3 separate regions of the Homo sapiens genome follow, and regions 1 and 2 are each linked to region 3. Evidence: read pairs that join two places in POLR2A ChIA-PET (ENCODE). Cell type or tissue: CD4-positive, alpha-beta T cell. All regions are shown on one strand. Region 1 overlaps MRTFA (myocardin related transcription factor A). Region 2 overlaps TNRC6B (trinucleotide repeat containing adaptor 6B). Region 3 overlaps SGSM3 (small G protein signaling modulator 3).

The links. ChIA-PET counts read pairs that join two places held together with the same protein. Peaks named below come from ENCODE experiments on the same cell type or tissue, not always from the same donor. Only the 100,000 strongest peaks of a DNase experiment are listed, where the experiment ranks them.
Region 1: POLR2A ChIA-PET joins it to region 3 with 9 read pairs; 9 of 35 experiments call an interaction of 5 or more read pairs at or near these places.
Region 2: POLR2A ChIA-PET joins it to region 3 with 5 read pairs; 9 of 35 experiments call an interaction of 5 or more read pairs at or near these places.

Annotation. Positions count from the first base shown.
Region 1 is chr22:40,461,935-40,465,934 of GRCh38, forward strand. It overlaps MRTFA (myocardin related transcription factor A), which reads right to left. Exons shown (of 15, transcript NM_020831.6): 4 at 1,287-1,352. Among named protein-coding and RNA genes, the nearest start is that of MRTFA-AS1, 58 kb to the right of the region's middle. RefSeq lists an enhancer at 1,615-1,724. In CD4-positive, alpha-beta T cell, no CTCF peak of the experiment used is centred here; DNase peaks (open chromatin) are centred at 777, 1,537 and 1,977; H3K4me3 peaks cover 2,203 bases; H3K27ac peaks cover 3,484 bases.
Region 2 is chr22:40,323,073-40,327,072 of GRCh38, forward strand. It overlaps TNRC6B (trinucleotide repeat containing adaptor 6B), which reads left to right. Exons shown (of 23, transcript NM_001162501.2): 23 at 1-4,000. The coding sequence ends at 169. Among named protein-coding and RNA genes, the nearest start is that of ADSL, 21 kb to the right of the region's middle. In CD4-positive, alpha-beta T cell, CTCF peaks have their summits at 1,909 (motif pointing right) and 2,120; DNase peaks (open chromatin) are centred at 779, 1,609, 1,979, 2,419 and 1 weaker place; H3K4me3 peaks cover 1,472 bases; H3K27ac peaks cover 3,539 bases.
Region 3 is chr22:40,383,867-40,387,866 of GRCh38, forward strand. The region is part of intron 1 of SGSM3 (small G protein signaling modulator 3); the gene reads left to right. It also overlaps a transcript of ADSL not described here. Among named protein-coding and RNA genes, the nearest start is that of SGSM3, 15 kb to the left of the region's middle. In CD4-positive, alpha-beta T cell, no CTCF peak of the experiment used is centred here; a DNase peak (open chromatin) is centred at 1,725; H3K4me3 peaks cover 1,180 bases; H3K27ac peaks cover 2,370 bases.

The DNA of each region.
Region 1 (4,000 bases), 78 kb after region 3:
ACTTGATGATCTCCAAACACACCAACTTCTGGCCTGCACCAGGCCCAGACACTTGCTTTTTCTTCTCTCTGAGCCCTCTTCCTGCTTTCTGAATGGCCAGCTTCATCTGATCCTTTAGATCTCAGCTCAAATCTTTCCTCTTCAGTGAGGCCTTTCTTGAACATCTTATTCGAAGTGACTCCATCTTATTCCTATTACTTATTAACACACCAATCAGTTAATTTACTTGATAGTACTTACCAGGCTCTGAACTTACCAACTGCATTTCAAGGTGATCCCTGCTCTGAAATTTCTTGTCTACTACTAGTCTTGCCCTTCTAAATATAAATCACCTGAGAGCAAGAGCTGGATTTATCTTGCTGCATCAACTATCACATATTAGGTACTCAAAGATTTTGAATGAATGAATGAATGAATGAATGAGAGCTAGGAAAATATGGTAGCAGTCAGCCAGCAGACAATGAGTTAAAGTGAAAAACATCAGTTCTCCCACCATGAAGCCAGAAGTTGTATGATTGTTTTTTGACTTACAGTGTATCCAAGTAGTGATAACATACAAACAGAAAAGAGAGCCTATGTTCTCTGCTGATGATTTAAAAAAGAAAGGTCCGAAAGATCAAAACCTCACCAGCTCCAGTTTCAGCTCCGTTTATAATGCTGTTGGTATTAAAGGCAAATTTCCTTACTTCTAACAGATTCCAAGGTTTGGTTTCATTTTTCCCCTAAGGGATGGACTTCTGCACCCACTGAGCCCGGTGCCGTGATAGCGCCATCAACGACTCTACTCAGCCATGCTCACGCCCAGGCCAGCCTTAGAGTATCTCAGGATCTCACTCTACATAAAACTGTGGTTGATTCAAAATACCAGAAAAGAGGTTTCTCTTCCTAAGAACCAGAACATGAAGGCAAAGCATATGGGAGAAGTGGTTCTTCCTCACAATACACCAGGCTCAAGATCTGCCCCTCCTATAAAGGGAAGTATAACAGAGTGAAAACTCTTTTAAAGGTGCAATTCCAAAGTAAAGGAAAATTCAGTGGCACCCTTTACACCTAATTTAAACCAGGTTTGACCCTTTAAACACAGTTTGTTTCACTGAACTTGATCAATTAGTTATCTTAACTATTTAGTGATTGAGCTCTAAACTTGGAAAGTCATGAGAAAGAAGAGAGTGGAAAATAAAACGCATCATCCTTGTTTTATGTTAGATGCTTCCCATGGCATACTCGGTGAACACAGCCATGTCCTAAAAGCAATCTACCAAATGCTGAGAGAGAGAGGCACTTACGCGGCATGATCCCTTGGCTCACCAGTTCTTCCCGGGTCCGGCGCTGCTGGAGTTTCAACTGTAGCACTGCAGGGCAGCAGAGAGAGAGGAGAGATGAGGGGTCAGTTGGGTATTCCACCTCAAAAAACACATTTTCAAACGCAAAAAAAGTCTAAAAACAGAAGGATGTAGTGTGAAAGAAGGGTCCCCTTGAAGTGCAACTGTCTGTAATTGCAGAAGTGGCCTGATACAGCAGAGTTTCCGTATTCTGCTGTGGGCGGTGAGAGGAAGTTGCGAAGGGTCTTGCAGGGCGATAACAATCCACAAAGCATCAGAGTCTTGCCTTTTGCTCAAAACCTCCAAAACACTGAGTCCTCCTCCTAAAACTTTTTTAAAAACACCTCTTCCAAACTCAAAATATCCTAACGAGGACCACCACCCAGCAAAAAAAGCTTTCCAGATGCTCTACGCTTAACAAATGTTTACCACCATAAGTATAGTGAATGAAAGAACTACTCACACAGATCAGGAAGTACTATTTGTAAACTCTTTTTCTTTTGTATCTAAAAATTATAGCCATTTCACCAAGCAATGCCTTTTTCTAGCCTAGAAAATATTTTACCGTTAATATGCCTCTGTTTTTCTTCTTTCTCTTCACTTAGAGCCTTTTCTGTTGAGGTGAAACAATTCAGCTAGATGACTCAAAGCACATCCGGGCTAGGGGAGACTGATGGGTGTTTCTCTTATTTTCACTCTGGCAATACTGCTTAATGAAAAAACTTAATAGGGATTTTTTTTAAGTTAAAAATCAACTATCAGCCAGGCACAGTGGCTCATGCCTACATGTAATCCCAGCACTTTGGAAGACCGAGGCGGGCGGATCACAAGGTCAGGAGTTCGAGACCAGCCTGGCCAAGACAGTGAAACCCCATCTATACTAAAAATACAAAAATTAGTCGGGTGTGGTGGTGCGCGCCTGTAGTCCCAGCTACTCAGGAGGCTGAGGCAGGAGAATTGCTTGAACCTGGGAGGCGGAGGTTGCAGTGAGCCGAGATCACACTACTCTCTCTCACTCCAGCCTGGGTAACGAGAGTGAGATGCTGTCTCAGGAAAAAAAAAAAAAAAAAAAAAAACAACTATCTTTCTTTCAAAAGCCAGTTAAACCTAAACGGTGTTACAACTACAAACTACACAGAATGACAATGGCACAGCTGTCATTCAGAGACTAAATGAGAAACTGCAGAGGTTGCAGTGAGCTGAGATCATGCCACTGCACTCCAGCCTGGGCAACAGAGCAAGACCCCGTCTAAAAAAAAAAAAGAAAGAAAAAAAAGAAAATGTTCAGAGGAGGAGGGTTAGGAGGATCCCACGGGCCAAGGAAAGCCTCCTTACATAATTAAGTCTTCAGGTGTAGGGGCCTTCCAAGTCACATCTGAGAGGAACCAGAATCTACTGGGAATCATCTTAATATCTGCCTTTTTCTATCCACAGAGTAGCTTTTAGGGAGGCGTCCAAGAATCGCAGAACCATAACCATGCGCCTGCCTACATCTCAAATTCAGTAGATCCAAAGCCAAACTTGTTTTCCTCCCAAAAACCTAATCCCCTTCCCATCCTTCTTACTTCTTTAATGATATCACTATCTTTCCCAGTATTTTTTAAATGTCTGGGCCAACTTCAACTCTACCTCCTCACACTCACACTCCCCTCTTATCAATTTTACCCTGCCATGTTTTCCCATGCTGCAGTGGTAGCTCCCTGGCTGTGTCCTTGCCTGTAGTGTCTCTCTCCCATTTCAAGTTATCTTAATCAAGCCTGGCCAGTTACTCTTCCTCAAGTACCGTGAATTTTTTCCTACCTCTTTTATTCACTTCACCTGGAAATGCCTACCCTGTTCATCTGAACTTCCCCACTCACTCCACAGCATTCAGTTACTCTAGGCCTCCTGTGAGCTACCTTTTATATGTTAGGGAAAAGTATAATATTTTGCCTTGTGTAATAGTAGCCCTTGAACATCTTACTTCTCCTACCAGTTTATAAGTTCCTGGAGAGAAGAGAATATCCCTTACTGATATATGTCCCCCATAGCACTTAATACATAGTAGGCATTCAACAATGGTTTCTTGTACTGAACTGGATCTCAAAAGGATGTTACAAACAGTCTGAGAAACTGAACCAAGAGGCTATTATTATTTTACAAATTACCATTGTTAAGAACAAAGCCTTGGAGAACTAAATCGATAAAAACAGCAGGAGCTACAATAATAGCTGACACTTATGACGCACGTACTCTGTGCCAGACACTGTTTTACATTCTTTTATATTTTAACTTACTCTTCCTAACAGCCATATGAAGATACATTTTGGTGTTTTATTTTTTGAGACAAGGTCTCACTCTGTCACCCAGGCTGGAGTGCAGTGGCATGATCTCAGCTCACCAAGGCCTTGACGTCCCTGGCTCAACAGATCCTCCCACCTCAGCCTCTGGAGTAGCTGGAACTATAGGTGCATGACACCATGCCCGGTAATTTTTTAATTTTTTTTTTTGTAGATACAGGGTTTCACCATGTTGCCCAGGTTGGTCTTGAACTCCTGGGCTGAAGTGATCTGTCCGTCTCAGCCTCCCAAAAGTGCTGAGATTACAGGTGTGAGGCACTATGCCTGGCCAAGATAGGTATTATTAATCCTATTTTACCGAGAAGCAAAGTGAGGCCCAGCAGGTTTAAGTAATACACC
Region 2 (4,000 bases), 61 kb before region 3:
CGCTGGTGGCAGCAGCGGGGCCGATCTTGCTGGCGCTTCATTGTGGGGGCCCCCAAACTATTCTTCTAGCTTATGGGGAGTCCCAACGGTGGAAGATCCCCATAGGATGGGCAGCCCTGCTCCTTTACTACCTGGTGACCTTCTGGGAGGAGGGTCGGATTCAATCTGAACTTAGAACTTTCAACTCTGACCTCGTGACCTTTTTTGGAACAGCAGCAGCACTAACTTGACCTTTTCGTTTTTTTTTTCAACTTGCAATAAATACATTTTTAAAAGGAAAAAAGAAAACGGAGAGAAAAAAAGGTGGGTCATTGACAGACTGTCTGAGCACATAGTTGCCTCCCTTATAACTTCAGTTTTTTCGTTTGGAATATGAATCCAAAAAGAGAACATATCACTCTTGAAATACTTGAATCATGAACGCCAACCTAGAAAGACAATGTGAAGCAAGTACACATACCATTTAAATTTAAACACAAAAAAATTAAAAAAATTAGTTTCTAGTTTTTCACTTTTTTCATGTTATATGGAAGTTGTTGCTAAGAAACATATATACTGAAAAAAAATAGCTTTTTAACTTTGTTTGCACTGGGTGTGTTTCCGTCCTTAGGTCTACCATGTTTGGGAGGGAGGGAAATTCAAAAGAATTGTTGGGGGAGGGGGGAGGGAAGACTTGACGGAGCCTCACTTTAAAAACAAAAACACAAAAAACCTAAAAAAAAAAAAAAGGAAAAAATTTGTGATTGGCTGGTTGATAAATACCAGTGTGTTCTGGCACATGTAACTGCCCAGGCATGCTCGTTCTGGTGTGTGTGTGCACGTGTGTTCATGTGCATTCGCGTGCATCCTTCTCTGTCTCTGTGTGTGTGCCTGTGTTCTTCCCTTCTCCCCTGCCCCACCCTGACTTCTCAGAAAGCTGCATCGCTGACAGTCTGCAGGCTGGCTGGCCGGCCCATCTGCTTTTTATTTTATTTTTTTAACTATGAGAACACACAGGCCCGGAGAGCCACTGCTACTAAAGCAACTCCATTGGGCTGCATTAAGATGAACAGAGTGCTTTTTAATGATGAAAGCAGGGAGCTCCTTTCCATTTGCAACTTAGCCTGAATGTGGGGTTTCTCTGGCTGTTCTTTTGACCTAGCAGTAGAGTGGAGCACTGCCAAGTCCAAAAAACTAGAGCAGGAGGTACCTCTTGGAGCAACGGTGTGTTTATTTCTGTTTTTTTTTTTTTTTAAGTGAATGGCCACCAGGCACATCTGAGTATCTGTTAAGTTTCATGCAGGCCTTTTCGTTAGTTTGAAATGGGAACGGAAGATAACTTTTGATGATGCGATGTCTCAAAAACAGAGAAACTTTGTTCCCTCTTTCCTTATGATCAGGTTTGAGAAATTCTTCAAAAAATTAGGTGAAGTTGAGTTACATATTTCTGTTGGTTGGTTCTCTTTTTCATTTTATGAAAACAGAAAAGAATAAGTGGTGAGCAGCCTCCTGAAAGCATCTGCAGCTACTCCCTCTGCTCCTTTCTCGCCGAGCGTTACCTGTGCCAGGCCGTGGCGCGTTACAGCACCAGGCCATCACTGACAGAAACGTTTACTTAACGAATGTTCTTAAACCAGTGTGTACTTCAAGCGTTTCCTTTTGTTTCTCTGTGTTGTGTATTTCCTGTGTATGTGGTTTTGCTTAGGCAGGTATAACTTAGCGAAGACTTTTAAGTATTGCACCTTTTTTTGATTTTTGACCTCTTCCCCCCACCTTGTAATTTTGCTTTTTTAATTTCGGTATTTAAATACTTTTTTTTTTTTTTAAGCATCAATGTAGTAGTACTCTGGGCCGAACAGGGGTCAACGTTTAATCTACAGTTATCACCAACATGTATGTACTTATGTCGGAATCAAAATGTATCAAACTGCTTATTGTGAAGAGAATTATAGCAGACCTGAAGGGGGCGAAAAACCAGATAGGGTGGGGGGATGGATGCCGGTGACGTGCTAGCACTTGTGTGGACATCCCAGTCTGCATTATGCTGTTTAACATAAAGTGCCGACATTTTGTACCAGCAAATACCTGCCCATTCCAACCCTTGGTGGGAGCAGACCTCTACTGTCCTCTGTAACTTGCTGCTATTGAGGACAAGGGAGTTTTTCTTTCTTTAGCGTCTTCAGTGAAGGATACAATACAACAATGCCTAATGTATTTGACTTTTTAGCTTGTGTCTGTGTGTAGGTGGGTGGGTGGGTGTGTATAGGAAAAGCCTAAAACAAGTTATTTGCATTTCAGTGGTTTTGTGAGACAAAGAATGGGAAATTCTGTAGCCCTTCTGGCTTACCCTGTTGATTATAAACCTAGCCTCAAAAGAGATTGACAGGCATGACTCAAGTGAGTGTTCACATATACAAGCCTGCATGAGCCCTCTGTGGGTAGGTGGTCACACTTGGCATCTGCAGCATTGACGTGGCCCCGCTGGGTGCCTTGAGCATGCCCTCTTCCTGCTCTGCAATTTGAATCACCACCGTGCCCCTTCCACCACTGTTCCCCATGCAAAAGCTCTGCTTCCAGCAGCCCCCACTGACCGCTCTCTGTGTGGAGCAAAGTGCTGTCGTGCGGTGACCACCAGGTGAAGAGCAGCTTGTATTCAGACATCTAGAGAAGGTTAAATCTTAGTGTCCCTGGGCCAGGAGCATATCCCAAGGCTCCTGCGAGCCAGTGGCGACCCTGTCCACTGCCGCTCTTGGTTCACTGCTGTGTCCTGCCCCACCCTCCTCTCCTCCTGCCTGTTGGTTCCTTGACCTGCACTATGGGTTAGTTGAGTTCCTTACGATACTACGGTGAAAGCCGGGTGCTAGAGCCCCTCTTGTTTACAAGACATAATGAGGGATTTGAAATATGTAAAAATAAACATGAGAAGCTAAAATGTTCTTCCATCATAAGCTTAAAGGGAAAAAAACTAAAAACTTTAAAAAAAAAAGACCAAAAAGTGCGTATATATATACATATAAATATATATTTTAGATGAAGACTAACTCTGGGAGCATTTAACAGTGTTTTTTGTTTCTGTTTTTAACATTTGTTTTCCTGCTTTAAAATTTGCAAGCATTCTCAGGAATTCTAGGGTAGGAAGCCAGTTTTTTGAAGATGGTTTATTTAACCATATCTTATCCTAGAGAGATGGCTGTTTCTTTCCTGTTAATAAACTTTTACAAGTTCCTGAAACTTCAGAAAGTTTAAACAATTTTTACTTAAAAAAATGTAAAAAGAAAAGTCTCCAAACATTATTGTCATACTGGGGATCACACATTTTAAAACACATAGAAATATTTTTTAAAAATTATCAATTTAGCAGCAACAGGTAAATTCATTATCTTAAAAATATGGGAGAAGGATTAAGCTTTGTAAGAGCTCGATCATGGATTCTTTTGAAATTGTGTGTAGTTTAATGGGAGAGTGTTTGGTGTATATAGATGAGAATGCCATCACTTTGTTCCTTTCCATTTGAGACTGAACTGAAATCTCCCCTAGTAATTTTTATTTTTTTAAAGGAACCCTTCTCCTTGTCCCCACAACCCCAGCAACAAAAGAAAGGAAGGAAGGAAGAAACAACAGCTTAAAAAAAAAAGTAATCTGTAAAATAGTACAGTTGGATTGCTGAGAATCTATGTAAAGAGTTAGGAAATATAGGTTAATAATTTTTGGAACAAATTTTAAATATAGGCATTACTAGAGGAAAATTATCTATGGACTGTCCTATTAATGAAGAATGTCTGTCTTACCTCCGTTTGTTTTGGGAGGAGGAGAAAATATAGAAGAATCTAATAAGGAACAAGTGATTTTACTTTTTTAGCTCCCAGCTACTGTTGTGCTCGTTTTAATTGCTGTTTTGAAGATCTGCTGCTTAATTATCCCCATCCCTTAGCCGGAGATGTGGAGTGTTTCCTTTCAGTTTTTGGTGATGTTGAATTCTTTTGTATTCCCTCCTGGGGCCAGGGGTCAGAATTCCCAAGCA
Region 3 (4,000 bases):
TTAAGGCAGTGGAAATGGAGATGGAGATGCTAGAGGTATTTTAGAGGTAAAATCAGTAGACTTGCAACTGATTTGATATGAGAGTAAAAGCAGGAGCCAAGGCCAGGCATCATGGCTCATGCCTGTAATCCTAACACTTTGGGAGGCCAAAGTGGGAGGATTGCTTGAGTGCAGGAGTTCAAGACCTTCCTGGGCAAGATAGTAGGACCTTGTCTCTAAAAATAAAAATTAGCAAGTCATGATGGCATGCGCCCGTAGTCCTAGCTACTCAGGAGGCTGAGGAGAGATGATTGCTTGAGCCTGGGAAGTCAAGGCTGCAGTGAGTCATGATCCCACCACTGCACTCAATTTGGGCAACAGAACAAAACCCTGTCTCTAACAACAACAACAACGACAAAAAAAAAGGAGCCAAAAATTACCCTAAACCTTAGGATCTGAATGTCTTGGGAGAAGAAACAGGAATATTAAAAAGAATCATCTGAGATAGAATAAAAATAGATTTATTCAGGAAACACAGATTTTAAGCCAGGCACAGTGGTGTGCAGCTGTATTCCAGTCTGGATAACATAGGGAGACCCCCATCTCCAATAAATAAACAAAAATTAAAAAAAAATTAAAAAGAAATACATATTGGCCAGGTGCGGTGGCTCACGCCTGTAATCCCAGCACTTTGGAAGGCCAAGGTGGGCGGATCACGAGGTCAGGAGATCGAGACCATCCTGGCTAACACGGTGAAACCCTGTCTCTACTAAAAATACAAAAAATTAGCTGGGCATGGTGGCGGGCGCCTGTAGTCCCAGCTACTCAGGAGGCTAAGGCGGGAGAATGGGCATGGATCTGGGAGGCGGAGTTTGCAGTAAGCTGAGATAGCGCCATTGCACTCCAGCCTGGGCGACAGAGCAAGACTCCACCTCAAAAAAAAAGAAATACATATTTTAATGTGTTGTGGTATATAGTCAAATGAAGCTATCCAACAATAAGTTGGAAATAATCTATGTTGTCATGGCTAGAGATAGAGATTTGTAATTTATATGACAGTAATAGCTAAATCCCCATTCAGAATAGGGATGGACTCCCCATTTGGAATCCATTAGGAATGGACTAAAAGAAAGAAGACTGATGTGGGGAATGTCTTTTTTGGGGGTCTGGAGAAAGAAGAGGCAGTAAAGAAGCAGTTAAATAGAGAAGAAAAAACAATATGGTCTGTGCCCTCAGAGTCATTGAACAGTTCAAGAAACCAAAGTAAGTCAGCAGAGTCTGATGCTTCAGGGAGTTTCAGGAAATGAAGCCATAGGAACTGGATTCCAAATAATGACTAGGAAATCACTGGAGACCTTAGAAACCAGTTTAGGTGGTGACAGAAGCTAGGGTGAAAAGCTTAAGGAGTGAGTTGATTGATGAAGCATGGGCGCTTTTAAAAAGTATGGCAGTGAGGCAGAGGGATAAGAGCTAGAAAGGTAACAGCTTGAGTGGGTACAGGGATAGTTGCTTTGTTTTGTTTTGTTTAATTCAGGGTTCAGGAGATCTAAGTATTTGCAGTGGACACGAAGCCATTGGAGAAGAAAAGACTGAAGATGCACAAAGGAAAAGAGTATAAAGGAAATGGGTTGAAAGGTTCTCGTGGGTGGAGAATTTAACGTAGGAAGGAAGAAAACCACTTTCTCTTCTGAGAGGGCGGGCAGAAAGAGCAAACAGGTGAAAAGCCGTTTTGACACGGAGAATAAGGAAGTTGAGGAAGCTTAAGTCTAATAAGCTGAGCTTCGTTAAAGCTGGAGTACAGTCCCTCAGCTGGGGGTGAGTGGCAGCAGAGAGTAGTTGGGTTTCAGAAGAATTATGAGAATGATTTGAAAGTATCGCTGAAGGAAATATGATGAAAAGTCAACTAGAGATGAATGAAGGTTGCTGAGCAACCGTGAAGATAAATAGCATGTGGCTTGTTCCCTAACTTTGTCCAGGAGGAACATGAGCAGAAAGAGCAGAGGAACAACTTTTTTTTTTCTTGAAGACCGGGTCTCACTCTGGTTGCCCAGGCTGGAGTGCAGTGGTGCAACCTCAGCCCACTGCAGCGTCGACCTCCCGGGCCCAGGCGATTCTCCTATCTCAACTTCCCAGGTAGCTGGGACTACAGGCGCACGCCACCATGCCCGGCTAATTTTTTGTTTTTTTTTTTGTTTTTTTTGTTTTTCTATTTTTAGTAGAGACAGGGTTTTGCCATGTTGCCCAGGCTGGTCTTGAACTCCTGCACTCAAGCAATCCATCTGCCTTGGCCTCCCAGAGTGCTGGGATCACAAATGTGAGCCACCACCTCTCCCAGCCAAGAGGAACTTAAATGGGGCTAGATGAGGCAAAAAGTTGTCATTAATTCATGGTTAGTTCAGATGGTTGTCTAACTTTTACAACATGGGAGTGAAGTGTATGGACCTGATTGTTGAAATCAGCATTATTAAGTGTGAAATAATATAAAGATATGGACTGCTTAACCCTAAGGTTCACAACAGTAAGAGGACAACCTCGTGACGTATCTTCTGGGATTTCTGTTGGTAATGATGCTGATCTGAATGTAATCCAATGGGCCTGTCTCTAGCTGTTTCCAAGTTTTTGATTCAGTTTCAGATTAAAGTAGTAGAAATCAGAGACTTCTGGTCTGGCTATGCTGCTTTAAATCAGTCTTTTGACCTCTAGTCCAATTTTCTTACTTTTTTTTTTTTTTTTTTTTTTTTTTTAATAAAAAGACAACTAGAGATCAGGTCTCGCTATGTTGCCCAGGCTGGTCTTGAACTCCTGGCCTCAAGCAGTCCTCTTGTCTCAATCTCCCAAAGTGTTCGGGTTACATATGTGAGCCAGTGTGCCTGGCCCCTAGTTTCTTTTTTCAAAAAGTATGAGAGATGAACCCAAAGGATCCTTCTAACTCTATAATTCATGACTTTGTGTGAGTCCCTTTGCCCTGCACCCCAGTACTAAAGAAGTTAATGGTCTCTAAATATAGGTGCAGATCTGTTAGAGAAGTTGGTTTGCTCTTATGAGAATTCTCTCCTAATTTATCTGTTTAATTTTGAATTTTCACACACAAAAAATTTTTTTTAGTTGCTTTGTGTCTTAAATCTGGCTGGCTCCCACTAGATATGTCATCCCAAGTCAAGATATTTTGTTCCCGCACATGCACAGATAGTTCCATGATCTTTTCTGGAAACTGTCTGCAAAGTTGATAACTAGAGTTGTGCTAGTCAGTATGGTATAGTGAGACTGCTGAGGGGTCAGTCCTTTGCTGAGGTGTAAAATGGGGATAATGCCTGTGAGTGTGCTTAGCAGTGTGATGAATGCTTAACACATATTATTTTTCCTTCTTTCATAGGTTTCCTTCTGATACCTCCGTCTACTCACTGCCACAGAGTATAATAGCATATATACTCTATAATACTGTATATAGTGTAGTATAATTACCATTCTTTAGGGTAATGTTATGTAGGTATGTTCATATCTGCAAATGAAACATTTCCGGTAATTATATAGATGGTAATGGCAAATAAATGATGTAAAGATGAGATAGTTTGTTGACCTGTGTAGTTTAATTATATGAAAAATAGCAACTGTGTAAACTATATTTATGATCTCCTCTTAGGTGCCCTAATCTCCTATGTTAATATAAAACTTTCAATATAAATGTCTCAGTGGCCTTCTTTGCCAGTCAGCCCTTAAGGAGCTTTATTTTCCTCAAAAACTCTTGTCTGCTATTTTTCAGAGCTACCTGAAAGCTGAGTTGCAGTTAGCTAACTAGTATTTATTTCACTTCTACTTCTGGGGGAGGTGGTTATCCCCCACCCCTGGTAGTGGGAATGACAGAAGGTCCATGAAGTTGCTTTCCTTATCCTTTCCGGAAACTGCCAGGCCATAAATATTAGAGGAATGATCGAGGGAGGGACTCAGGTAAGTAACCAGATTACTGTGGATGATTGATTATTTGATATGAGGAACTAGAGGAGCCTGGCACAGTTATGAGTGT